Regions from separate parts of the Mus musculus genome. Here region 1 is linked to region 2. A link is a contact called in ENCODE Hi-C or POLR2A ChIA-PET data. All regions are on one chromosome and are shown on one strand. Each heading gives the region's core, a stretch centred on a gene start or an enhancer-like site at or near the end of the contact. The rest is flanking DNA. Distances are from core to core; before and after follow the strand shown. Region 1 holds the start of Abca14 (ATP-binding cassette, sub-family A (ABC1), member 14). Region 2 holds the start of Zp2 (zona pellucida glycoprotein 2).

What was found. A loop is a pair of places that touch in the nucleus more often than their neighbours do. ChIA-PET counts read pairs that join two places held with the same protein, here RNA polymerase II (POLR2A).
Region 1: a loop to region 2 is called in a map of T-helper 17 cell, with 2.3 times the contacts of the local background. The contact joins the promoter of Abca14 here to the promoter of Zp2 in region 2. A Hi-C loop is called at or near these places in 2 of 37 maps with a recorded cell type or tissue (T-helper 17 cell and gastrocnemius). POLR2A ChIA-PET finds 5 or more read pairs at or near these places in 1 of 5 experiments (embryonic stem cell).

What each region holds. Positions count from the first base shown.
Region 1 is chr7:120,199,623-120,205,905 of GRCm38, reverse strand. It overlaps Abca14 (ATP-binding cassette, sub-family A (ABC1), member 14), which reads right to left and starts at 1,942. Exons shown (of 31, transcript NM_026458.4): 1 at 1,847-1,942. Crym (crystallin, mu) reads left to right here and starts at 3,917. Exons shown (of 8, transcript NM_016669.2): 1 at 3,917-4,151; 2 at 4,679-4,829. The coding sequence starts at 3,982.
Region 2 is chr7:120,140,455-120,146,745 of GRCm38, reverse strand. Zp2 (zona pellucida glycoprotein 2) reads left to right here and starts at 1,455. Exons shown (of 18, transcript NM_011775.7): 1 at 1,455-1,535; 2 at 1,626-1,714; 3 at 2,621-2,704; 4 at 3,062-3,156; 5 at 4,765-4,914; 6 at 5,475-5,519. The coding sequence starts at 1,486.

The sequences.
Region 1 (6,283 bases), core at 693-3,192, 59 kb before region 2:
ACACTAACATTCTATATCAAGGACAAAATAGAAAATAGCATGTGCCGAGAGAGGAGAAAACTGGAACCTTTGCCCACTGGTGGCACATGGGGCAGAGCGTATTGGGAAGTAGACTGGCAGCTTACTTCTCACAAAGCCAAATGTCCAATGTCTGTATAATCCTTCAGTTTCACTTCTAGAAAATAGAAATATGTCCATCCCTGTCTCCCCTCCCCCACCCCAAAGTATAGGGCCAGTGAGATGGTTTAGCAGGTAAGGATGCTTCCTTAAGGTGGATGAGCTGAGTCTGATTGCTGGACTCACGTGGTGGTGGGAGAGGAGTGACTCCCACATGCTGCCTCTGACCTCCACACACGTGCACACACATTAAATAAACAAATGTAAAATAAAACATATAAAAAATGTTCGCAAAGTCATCGTAACCCCAAGGTCCATTCAACTGATTAACAATATGGGACAAGGCAATTCCCCACCACGGAGTCTCGTTTGCCCATATAAGGAATGATGTAGGTAGGGTACCTGCTACAACAGGCAGGGACCTTGAAAGCAGTATGCTAAGCAAAGCGTATATGATTCCACTCATATGAATTGTCCAGACTTCACTAATCCAGGCACACAAAAAGAGCAGCAGTTGCCAGGGGCTGTAGGGAGTAGGCAGTGGAGAGCGACTGCTTAATAAGTGCAGGGTTTATTTGGGGAGTGATGAAATGTTCTGGAACTAGTACAGACATTGAGTGTGGTAAGGGACACTCAAAAATATGGTTAATCTTATGTTGTGTGGAACTGTAATGTTTTAAGCCTGTGAGATTAATAAAGAATTACTTTCTCATTGAAGAGGAGACACAGAAGTCAAGTGATTTGCCTCAAGTCAGGTTAAGACCAGAGTTGATCCTGGGTCCCCGAATTCCTCCTTCTAGCCCCTCAACTGTAAACAGTGTCCATATCAAAATAGAGTCGTGCTAGATGGGATGGCACATGCTGTTAATCCCAGAACTACGGAGGCTGGGGACAGAGGACTGCCATGCATTTGAGGGTAACTTGGACTATATAATGAGCCCAAGGTCAGCCAGGTCTTAAAAATAATAAAGGGGCAGGGAGGGGAGGGAAGAGAAGAGAAGGGGTCATAATCAAACTAGCCAAGCCATAAGTTGGGAAGTTAAGAGGGTAACACAGGCACACAATGTCTATCATAAAACTACCCCCAGGAAAGCCTAAGGGCCCTTTTCTTCTGTTTGCTTTCTGAGGCAGGGTCTTGTAGCCTGTTTGCCCTCAAGCTCCTGCCTCAGCCTCCACAATGCATGGGTCACTTACATATGCTCCGCACACTGCCTCTTGCTACGGAAGTCAACTCCTGCAACAAATCCCTGTCAGCCCCAAGCTCAATTTCAAAACCCAGGGCGGTATACTTCCGCCCTTAGAAGTGTCCCACCTCAACCGTCTTTGAGACTGATGTGCCTTGTATCCACAGCATGCACAGCCCAGATGTCCAGATGTTAACTCTTTAGACTAGCAGTTCTCAAAGACCCTTTCCCAGAGGTCACCTAAGACCACTGGGAAACACGTATGTTTACATTATGATTCATAACAGTAGCAAAACTATAGTTGTGAAGTAGCAACAATTTTATGGTTGGGGGTCGTCACAACATGAGGAACTGTATTAAAGGGTCGCAGCATTAGGAAGGTTGAGAACCACTGCTTTAGACAGCCAGTCCTCTCTTTTAGGCTGGCAACACACATACACAATGAAATTCGTTCCTAAGTCCCTGTGGGTGGATGTGGAGGACCCACATCGGACTCCTGGGGCGTCTAAGGGCAGCTGCAGAGCAGGTCCATCCCTGACACACACCTCTCGGACTACACAACAGCCACGGCCACCATCACAGCCACGAGGGGACGCTCGTCGCCCGGGCACCGCTCCTCTCAACGCTCTAGCCAACCGCCTGGCGGCGCAGATCCGATCCGGGTGCGCGATGGGAACCAGGCGCGCGCTGGAAGGAGCCGCCTGAGTGTAGCCCCTGTGCACTCTGGAGCCTTTTCCACTCTACTGAGTTTGGCTCACTCCTTTAGAAACAGAGATTCTCGTAGTAAAGCCAGCAAGACGGTTGAAGCGATAGCAGAACTCAGAGGTCCAGATAAAAACTTTCGTACATTTCCAATCTTTTTGTGTACGTATGTGCTTAGAAGCTGTCTTAGAGTCCGTCCATCCACAGCAAAAGAGAAGCTCCGCTATTCTAACTTCTATTTAATTTTTGATATTGTTCACTGTTGTTCTCCTTTGGTTAATTTTTATCTTTTTATTTTTTATCTTTTAATTTTTGCTGTTTTAATATTTCTCTTGAGCATTGGCTTACCTACTCTGTGTGTCCAGTAAGCCTTGCTGACTCGATATTGCTGCAGCCTGGGGACTGGACTGTTTTGCTGCACTCTCACCTTTAGTGTGTTGGTATCAGTCTAGGGAGCAGCAAGTGACATGACCCACTTCTTTCTAGATCTGTAGGGGGCAGCAGAAAATTTCCCCAGGCAGAGATACTGCTTCAGGGAAGGCGGGGAAGAGACGCAGCAGCTTCCCCTACATTACTACTGAGTTTATTAATAGTAGTCTTTCTCGAAAGTCATTACTACACTTAATAATAGTTGTATTGTTTTAATAGTAATAAAAATTAAAGCTGGCTCTGGTGGTGTACACCTGTTGTCCTAGCATTTGGGAAGTCAAGGCCAAGCCTTGACTACATAGGAATTTTGAAGCCGGGGGTGGCCTAGGTGAGACCCTGTCTCAACAAAACAAAACAAAACAAAACAAAACAAAACAAAACGGGCAGCCGAGATGACTCTGCTGTTGGAGCTCTTCTAGAGGACCCTAGTTCACTTCATAGTATCCATGTAGGGTGGCTTACACCTGTAACCTCCAGTTCCAGGAGATCTGATGCCCTCTTCTGGCTTCCTTGGAAATGTGCACACATGACACACACATACACACACACACACACACACACACACACACACACACACACACACATGCCCCAAATGAAACCTAACTGCTGCGGACTCCCAGGATGACCTTGGACAAACCCTGGAGCTAACAAGAGCATCTGCATACCTCGGTGACTGTTGATGTAGTCAAACGAGATAGGCTGTTCCTGCTATGAGTATTTGCAGCCCTAGTTTTCTTTGCTCCTTCCTGACACCTTACCACTCTGGGGCAGAATAGTCTATTTTCTTTGAGTTCCCGGAAGCACTTTCTCCAATTACTGGTCAAGGTTAGGCGTCACTACTCCATCAATAGTAGAACATTAGGCATCACTGCCTAGAGTCCTGCTTTTAAATACAATATGAACTCCTTGGGGAAAACAAATACACAGACTGCATTTTGGCTCTTTACATGATGGAAGCCATTACCCTTGTCTGAGACTTCAAGGTGAAGGTTGTTTTGTTTAACCTGGGTCAACTTTACGTTTAACGCAACAGTTAAGGACTAGGGGTGGTGTGGGAAGGAGATTGGGAATAGAAGAAACTCCAGAAATAGACAAAATTAAAACTATAACAAAACCCTCCAAGCCCCTTCTCATCTGCCTTTCTCACAATACTACCCCCAGGGGATCTGGTGTGGAAGAGCAAGGTGGAACCAGAAAGTCCTCTACACACACACACACACACACACACACACACACACACACACACACACAAACACACACACACACAGCGTGCCCAGGAATGTCAGTTGGCTAATTACAGGAATGGGAACAGCTGACTCAAGAATCATCACTCCCAGCCTGCCGCCTTGATTCCAATCTTAGGGAGAAAGCCCTGGAATCCAAGGAGTTGGGGTGGGCGGCAGGGGCGCGGCCCGAGGGGCGGCAGGGGCGGCGATGCTCCGCCCCAGGAGGCCCGCCCAACACTGCTACTCAGGCAGTCCGCTCATTTAGGGCTCAGCTCCTGGAACGTGGAGTGTGTTTCAGCCCGGGTTCGAAGGCAGGCGGCGAGATGAAGCGGGCGCCAGCGTTCCTGAGCGCAGAGGAGGTGCAGGATCACCTTCGCAGCTCCAGCCTTCTCATCCCACCCCTGGAGGCCGCACTGGCCAACTTCTCCAAAGGTCCCGACGGAGGGGTCATGCAGCCAGTGCGCACCGTGGTGCCTGTAGCCAAGCACCGAGGGTGAGTGTAAGGGACCAGAAGGGGATGGGAGAAAGGGGAAAGAAAGGCGCGAAGGGACGCTGAGGAAAGCGATAGGAGAAGGGAGGAGAGGGCTTGTTGATCTCTGCTAATAACAGCTGCTACTTAAGGGGCACTAACCCACCGGGCTTCTACCAAGAAAGCGCTTTTCAGGTGCCACCTGCTGTAATTCAACTCCCTGTCCTTGGAAAGGGAGGTACCAGGGCTGTTGCTCTGCTAGTTGAAAACTGAGAGGTAGAGCGATTTGCGGAAGCTTACAGAGCCAAGAAGTGGCTGAGCTGTGTGATGGCTTTCTGGTCCAGAGCCAGACCGTGAGTCCAGCCTCAGGGAAGGGCAGAAGGGCAGAGGAATGAGCGCAAACGGAATGGCGTGCCAGCACAGCATTAATGGAGGAGGGAAGATGAACGGGACTTCATTGAACACTCAGCATTGACTGGAAGGAGTTGAAATTGCGCTCTCTCTCTCTCTCTCTCTCTCTCTCTCTCTCTCTCTCTCTCTCTCTCTCTCAGCTTCCTGGGAGTCATGCCTGCCTACAGTGCTGCTGAGGATGCGCTCACCACCAAGTTAGTCACCTTCTATGAGGGCCACAGCAACACAGCGGTCCCCTCCCATCAGGCATCGGTGCTTCTCTTTGATCCCAGCAATGGCTCCCTGCTGGCGGTGAGCAGTCTCTTCTCCTCTGGGGCAGAGAGGGTAGAGGAAGCCTCCCCTGGAATAGAGAGTGTTCCTTGGGCCCAGAATTAAGCCTAGACGCTAGTGAGAAGTAATATGATTGCAAGCGACCAGACAGGAGACATCAATGGTGATCCGTGACAGCACCTGTTTCTAGGGCCGCTTGTGCCTATAGCGGTGGCGAGTGTGTGGCTGTAGAAGTAACGATCCTGTTGTTCATGCTTATGGTCTTGTAACACGCTCAGATACACCAAGTGCGCAGCTTGAACTAAAGCAGTAGCTGAAGGGACTTTTATTCATTGAAGCCCTCCCTGTATGGAGGAAAAGACACAGTAACCTGTGGGTGTCTTCCTGACATCTATCTTTATCATCTAGCAAGGTATAACAGGAGCAGTAACTCACATTTACCGAGCAATTGGGGAGATGTGGAACTCTAAGCACATTACCTGTACAATTAAAACTACCCAGGAGCAACATGATATTGTTACCCCACTTCAGGGATGCAACAGCTGTGCTCAACTGAACCCCCTAATAAGAAGCAAGGCTGGACTAAGTTCTACTGCTTTATCTGTTTGCTTGCTTGCTTTGTGTCCCAGGACACACACACACACACACACACACACACACACATATGAAATCCTCCTGCCTCAGCCTGTCAAGTGCTGAATATGAACTGGGCATTTCCTGTTAAGTTTTGTTGAGATTTCTGAGGCTTAGGTGAGACCCTCGGTTTGAGGTCACACAGCCGGGAAGTGAGATCGCTCCTAGGTCCACTTGATTGACCGTGGTGTTGATACTCTTACCTCCTAGAGTCCTTCAAGCTGGCTCTCAGGCTCCCACCCTCTTTCCCCCTTTCCCTCTCCTCTGGATGTCTGAATTCCCTAAGAAATCCAGCTGTCCATTACCCCACTAGAGATGAGGGTCTAGCTCTTCTTACCCTGTGCTCATCCACAGCAGTAACAGCTATGCTGCCTACAACCATTAGTCCTAGACTGGATACACCGTTGGCTTAGACTGAAGAGGTTTGACGCCCAGCCTTGCTTCTTGAGCATCGGCCTTTCATACTAGATGGTGGGGCTCTGGGACTTTGCCGAGTGCTCTGTTGCTACAGGACTCAGCTTCTCCCCTGTAAAATTAGAATTATGATAACACTCGCCTTTTGAGTCCCAGCCGAGATGAGTAAAGGGCTTGACAAATGCTCAATCCTCCCTGGACATCAGAACCTCCTAGGAGCCTTGGAAGCCAAGGATAATTTAATTCCTACCTAGGGATTCCATTTTCTTGGTTTTCCTTGTGCCCATATAAGTTCGAAGACCACTGAACGACAAACCCCAAGCCAGAGAGTCAGCCTGAGTCATTCTCAAGTTGGCATCTGGGGACAATGTCTTTCCAAAGCTCTTGAGATGGGAAGTGATGTTCATATCCCTAAAGCTCACCTCAGC
Region 2 (6,291 bases), core at 206-2,705:
CCACTTAGCATCTATAGGGAAGGAACAGTTAAATAAATACTGGTTTATCTAAACAGTGACTATAGAATCCTTAAAATGAGTCATATGTGTACATGTAATACAACCATATCTGTGAGTATGTGTGACATGTGGCTACACAACCCTCACAATGACCATGCTTGATACAGGAATGTTGTCAGTGGTAAAAGGACGCTACAAAACAGTGTTTAAACTTCATCACTGGGTATGGTTTTGTTTAAATAACACAATGTTATAGAGCTTGTGACCCTTAGGGAAAGACCACAGGCTCAATCCAATTATAATCAAAGGATTTATTGATTAGCTGATAGCAGGATGACAACCTTAAAACCAAATCTCAGGCATGCTGTGAAGGAGGGGTATGGGAAGGGTTTTTGAAAGATGAAAACTTCCAGTACCTACACAAGCAAGAAAAAACTGGTCTGTTCTGCCACGTGGTCACAGTGACCCAAAGTAATCCTTAGGGTGTCTACGTAAGCAAGTTACAGAAGCCATAAAAGCAGTTAGTCACATCATAGCAAGGCGATGGTCACAGGTGTGCATTTTTGGGTGGGGATCACGACTAAGGGTTACTGGGAACTTACGTTCCAGGGGATGGAGGCAGAGACAAACAGCTAGTTGGTACAAAGTGGATGCCTAGCATAAAATGGAGTTTCTTTGGGCAACACCTGTGGTGCTGATAGGGAAAAGCCTGTGACATTTCATAGTATACGAACATTATCAATAGCAAGCTTAAAAGTAAGTGTGTCTTTTCTCTTTGGGGGGAGGCTTGTTTTCCAAAGTAGGATCTCTCAGTCTAACTGACCTTCAGCTCCCAGTCCTCCTGCCTCAGTTCTAAGTGCTGGAATTACAGAAGTAGCACTCCATGCGTCTGCACTCTTTAGTGTCTACACTTCTCTTTTATGTGTGGACACAAATCCACATGTCATTGTCTAATTCACTTTTTAGGTCCTTCTTGACCATCATGGGAGTGACTGCTAACTTCCATAACTGCCGGGAAACAAAGCATTTTGGGATCAAGGGTAGGGATTTTATGACCTTATTTGCTTACATTTATTCTTTTTTTTTTTAACCCCTCTCTCCCATGTAGCACCCACAGGAAAGCATTAGAAGTACAAACAGATGCCCTTCCTTAATGAACCCCAGCATCCTTCACTACACTGGAATTGTAGATATCTTGCTTAAAAGATCTGAATTTTCTCCCCAAATCACTAATTTACTCACCTGGAGCCAATTTTGGGGCATTCTGGTTTTACTTCTGCCCCTCAAAAGCTGCTGGCAGAACCTGGAGGCAAGTGTAAGGGAGGGCAGATGGCACTTTCTTCCCAAATCTCTCCCTCTCAGCTGGGCTGGGAGAGCCAGGTGCCCCCAATTGTGAAAGGGTGGAGTCACACCCTACCTGCGGCTATAACAGCGCGCACAGCTGCTGCACGGCCTCACCTCGGCGCTTTGGTGGTACCTTCCAACATGGCGAGGTGGCAGAGGAAAGCATCTGTAAGCTCTCCGTGCGGCAGGAGGTGAGGCATTCTGGGAATGAGGGCAGGGAATGCAGTGGCTTCTTGGCTCAAGTTCACTCTTTCTTAACGTTTTCTCTCTCTCCTATCCAGCATCTACAGGTTTCTTTCCCTCTTATTCACCCTTGTGACTTCAGTGAACTCAGTAAGCCTTCCTCAGTCCGAGAATCCTGCCTTCCCAGGTATGTCTCTTGGGCAAGAGAACCCTCTGTCCAAAGAGAAAAGTCTGCAGGTGGAATAGCTCTCCACTCTGTTCTCCCTCCCGTCTCCCCTCTGCCTCTCTCCATCATCCCTTCCAACCGGGACTTGCTGTGCATTCCAGTCGGGCCTCAACCCAATGTCTCAATCCTCCTGCCTCAGCCTCCTTAAAGCTGGTTTTTCAGGTGTGTGCCTCCATTGCCTAGCTTCACTCACTCCCTTCTTAAGTTAGCCATTAAAGAAGTTCTCCTAGTCATCTGTGGGCTTGCTGTGTTAGCTAAACAGAATTCAAAAGAACGTCTGTGCTACTTCCCAAGCCCTCACTGCCTCATGTTTTCCAGAACCTAAAATAAGTCACGCTCTGACCCTCACATGTAGGAGCAATGGTCTTCATCTATGCCTTAAGCTTAAGGCATCAGCGTCAGACCCGGCAAGAACTTGCCTTGTGAAACAAAGTGCCAGGGAGACTCTCCCCTGAGCCATTGGCTGCAGAAAGGCAGGTCATGGGCAGGATTTAGTCTTGAATTAAGATACTTCCCTGGGATTTATTCAGGATTTTCTTCTTAAAGCTCTAATTTGAAATAACAAGCTTCTGCTCTTGAGACCTGCCATCCCCACAACTGGCAGCTCCATCCCCAGGTAGTCAAGGTTTCTGAGCCTGATTTGTCAACTGGAAGCTGGAGTACTCCTTGGATCTCTGGGTGTTGAATGGGAACACCCTTAAAGCTCTGGTATCTTGTATTGCATTTTAAGCCTTACTCTGTGAGCTCCCTGAGGCTGAGTGTCCTCCCCATCCTTAACAGCCCACAGAAGATGGTGTTTGCACGCTTTCCTGTAGCAAGTGTCTCCTGTCACTCAAAAGGCCTCCAAAACCTTTCTCTGTTGTCCAGGCACTCTCATTTGTGACAAAGACGAAGTGAGAATTGAATTTTCAAGCAGATTTGACATGGAAAAATGGAATCCTTCTGTGGTGGGTATGTAGTACGTACTATGTGATCTTAATTCCAACTTGTAGAAAGTAAGGACCCCTCTAATGGGTACACAGAGTCCAACCCTTGGAGTGACTGGCATTCACCTTCCGTAGTACCATGGGGTCCCTGACTTGCTCAGTGCCAACCTGAGCGGAATACCTGCTTTTCTGGGTAATATGACTTATTTGGGATCCAGTGGGAAACTTCTGGGTGTAAGTCACAACACCTGAAGTTTGATCATGTCACTAGGTTGGGTCAAAAGTGATAGACGTGCCTTGGATGTGGATGAGAAATCCCAGCTGGGAACTTTCAGTTGGCTCTGCCCCTTGAATGCATTTCTTGGCTATCTGTCTTCTGTAGATACCCTTGGTAGTGAAATTTTGAACTGCACTTATGCTCTGGACTTGGAAAGGTTCGTCCTGAAGTTCCCTTACGAGACCTGCACTATAAAAGTGGTAAGCAAGTGTCTTGGGGGAGTGACTTAGAGAGTAGAAACATAATCGCTATGGTGATTTAGACCATGAAACAGAACAGCAGTCCTCAACCAGATTGGCTTATTTTGTTGTATTACTGGCATACCCAGAGGAAACTTTTGATCATGCCTAGAAACATTCTGGAGGTAGGATGGACTCTACTCCTGTCATCAATGTGGCTATAAGTCAAGGATATTGTCAAATAGCCTATAATGTCCCTGAAACAGGAGGTCTGAAATATCACTGTTAAAAAAGCCTAGTGCTTGAGCTATTAGCCTTGGGTTTGACTTTAAGTAAGCTACTTAACCTTGCTACTTTGCTTATAGGAAAACTGAAAAGATGCTGTCATCCCCACAGGGTATAAAGATTAATAATACTATAGAAATCAAGGCAGGACATGCGACTTAGACAAAGCAAATGCTTGGTCATGGAGCTATTTTAATCTAACCCTTGTGTGAGATGGAAAGCTATTTTTGGTGCTACTGGATAGAGAACCTAGCTTAAGAACAGGTGTTAAAAAGCAAAGAGTTGCTAAGCAATAAGGTTTTCTCTATTACCAAGCAACAGGATTGCCCAATCAGGGTAATCAGGTGTAATAAAATAAAAACCTGCCACATGGCAGAAGTTTTCAAGCTTCTATCAAGACTTTCAGTTGATGTGGGTGTGGGGTAAGTCCTGGAAATTCCCTGTTTAACAGGCTACATCAACTAACCCTGATGCTGGAGCCTATAGTGTAAGCTTTGTGTATATTCATAGACTCTGCTTTCTGAGCGGTCATCTGGGCAACTAAAATCCTCTGAGATGGCCCAGAAAAGTAAATACCTTTTGTGAAAATCTGTACCAATTTAAACGTATCTGTTTCTTTAGTCTTTGAAAGTTTCATACGTGTATACAACGTGTTTATCATACCCACCCCCTCACTCACTTCCAACTTCTCCCAGAACTCCCCAGCACATATCCCTCCCAAACTGATGTCCTTCTCCTATGAATACAGGCCTTCCCAACTTCAAGAAACTTGAGTTGCTGTCCTTTGGGTTCAGCATCTCCTAACTGCAACCTGTGAATGCCAAATCTAGTCTCCTAGCCTTTATGTAATGAGCTATGGATTAAGAATGGGTCTTAATGTTAAGATGACATAAATTCTAGGATAGTTACTATCTAATACTTAACAGAAAATTGTTAGGTAACAATCATCTTGCCTTAGACTAAGTTCCCTGAGGTCAGGGGTAACAAAGTTGGCTCCTCTCAGCTCAAGGGCATCGATTTAGTTGCTGAGTGGGTATATTTGAATAACCTGTGTAGATGTCTGGGAATAGGACCATGATTCCCAGCATAATAGACCATAATAGAAATGTAACAGAAAACCAGACTCTACCCCTAATGTTTGAACTCTCCTCTTAGCCTGTGAGTCTTACAAGGATATCTCAAAAGAGTTAGCTATAGCCTCCTGGCAAGGGAATGAAATGCCTTCAGGAACTGGTACTGCTGAACTCCAATGTGTTGCCACTCTAATGGTCAGATGGGATGGTCTTCGCGAACTGCCTTTCCCACTGAGGAATCGACTGCCTCTTTTGTATCGTTTGTACACAGGTTGGTGGATACCAGGTGAACATCAGAGTGGGGGACACCACCACTGATGTGAGATATAAAGATGACATGTATCATTTCTTCTGTCCAGCTATTCAAGCAGAGACCCATGAGATTTCAGAAATTGTTGTCTGCAGGAGAGATCTAATATCTGTAAGTGATGTGGAATGATTTTTCTCTCTTATGGCTATAGCAGGGTTAATAGAATAATGCTGTGTTGTAGACATAGCTGGGCTTAGCAGATGAATGAATTTCAATTTTGTTTTTACTGTTTTGCTGTGTGGCCTTGATGCATTTTCCATACTGAAGCTTTGTTTTTAAGGCTAAAATGGAAGAGCAGGGTGGCTGACAAGGTGGCTCTAAGAACTGAGTACACACCATGTTGAGTACACTGTGTCTAGCAATAGAAAAGGCTCAAATATCTGCAGTCACATTGATAATCAAAGGACTGACTGATAACACATCCCATATCCTGTCCCCAAACTTGTCTAGCTTTTCCAGTGTCTTTTGATAACTGGAAACCCAAAGGTGTAAAACTCAAGGGCAGGATTGGAAGATACATCTGTCCCTGTGCTCTTCTACTGTGTGTCAGCAGCCAGGCTTCTTGAAACTACAGCACTAACTTATGCCAACTAATCTGGGTGAATCCTGCAAAATAGCAAGTGACAGAACTTCAGAGACTTTCTCCTAAATCTTTTTACTTTTTTTTCCAGTTTTCTTTCCCACAACTTTTCTCTAGGCTTGCTGATGAAAACCAGGTAAGAATACAATTTGTTCTGTCTTCTTCCTCTGTCCCTCCCCCCACCTCTCTCTCTGTGTCCCTCCCCCCACCTGTCTCTCTCTCTGTCCCTCCCCCCACCTGTCTCTCTCTGGCCCTCTGGCCCTCCCCCCACCTCTCTCTCTCTCTCTCTCTCTCTCTCTCTCTCTCTCTCTCTCTCTGTCCCTCTTCTCTCTCTCTGTCTCTGTCCCTCTTCTCTCTCTCTGTCTCTGTCCCTCTTCTCTGTCTCTGTCTCTGTCCCTCTTCTCTGTGTCTCTGTGTCTCTGTCCCTCTTTTCGTGTCTCTGTGTCTCTGTCCCTCTTTTCGTGTCTCTGTGTCTCTGTCCCTCTTTTCGTGTCTCTGTGTCTCTGTCCCTCTTTTCGTGTCTCTGTGTCTCTGTCCCTCTTTTCGTGTCTCTGTGTCTCTGTCCCTCTTTTCGTGTCTCTGTGTCTCTGTCCCTCTTTTCGTGTCTCTGTGTCTCTGTCCCTCTTTTCGTGTCTCTGTGTCTCTGTCCCTCTGTCCCTCTTCTCGTCCCTCTTCTCGTGTCTCTGTCCCTCTTCTCGTGTCTCTGTCCCTCTTCTCGTCCCTCTTCTCGTGTCTCTGTCTCTCTGTCCCTCTTTTCGTGTCTCTGTCTCTCTGTCCCTCTTTTCGTGTCTCTGTCTCTCTGTCCCTCTTTTCGTGTCTCTGTCTCTCTGTCCCTCTTTTCGTGTCTCTGTCTCTCTGTCCCTCTTTTCGTGTCTCTGTCTCTCTGTCCCTCTTTTCGTGTCTCTGTC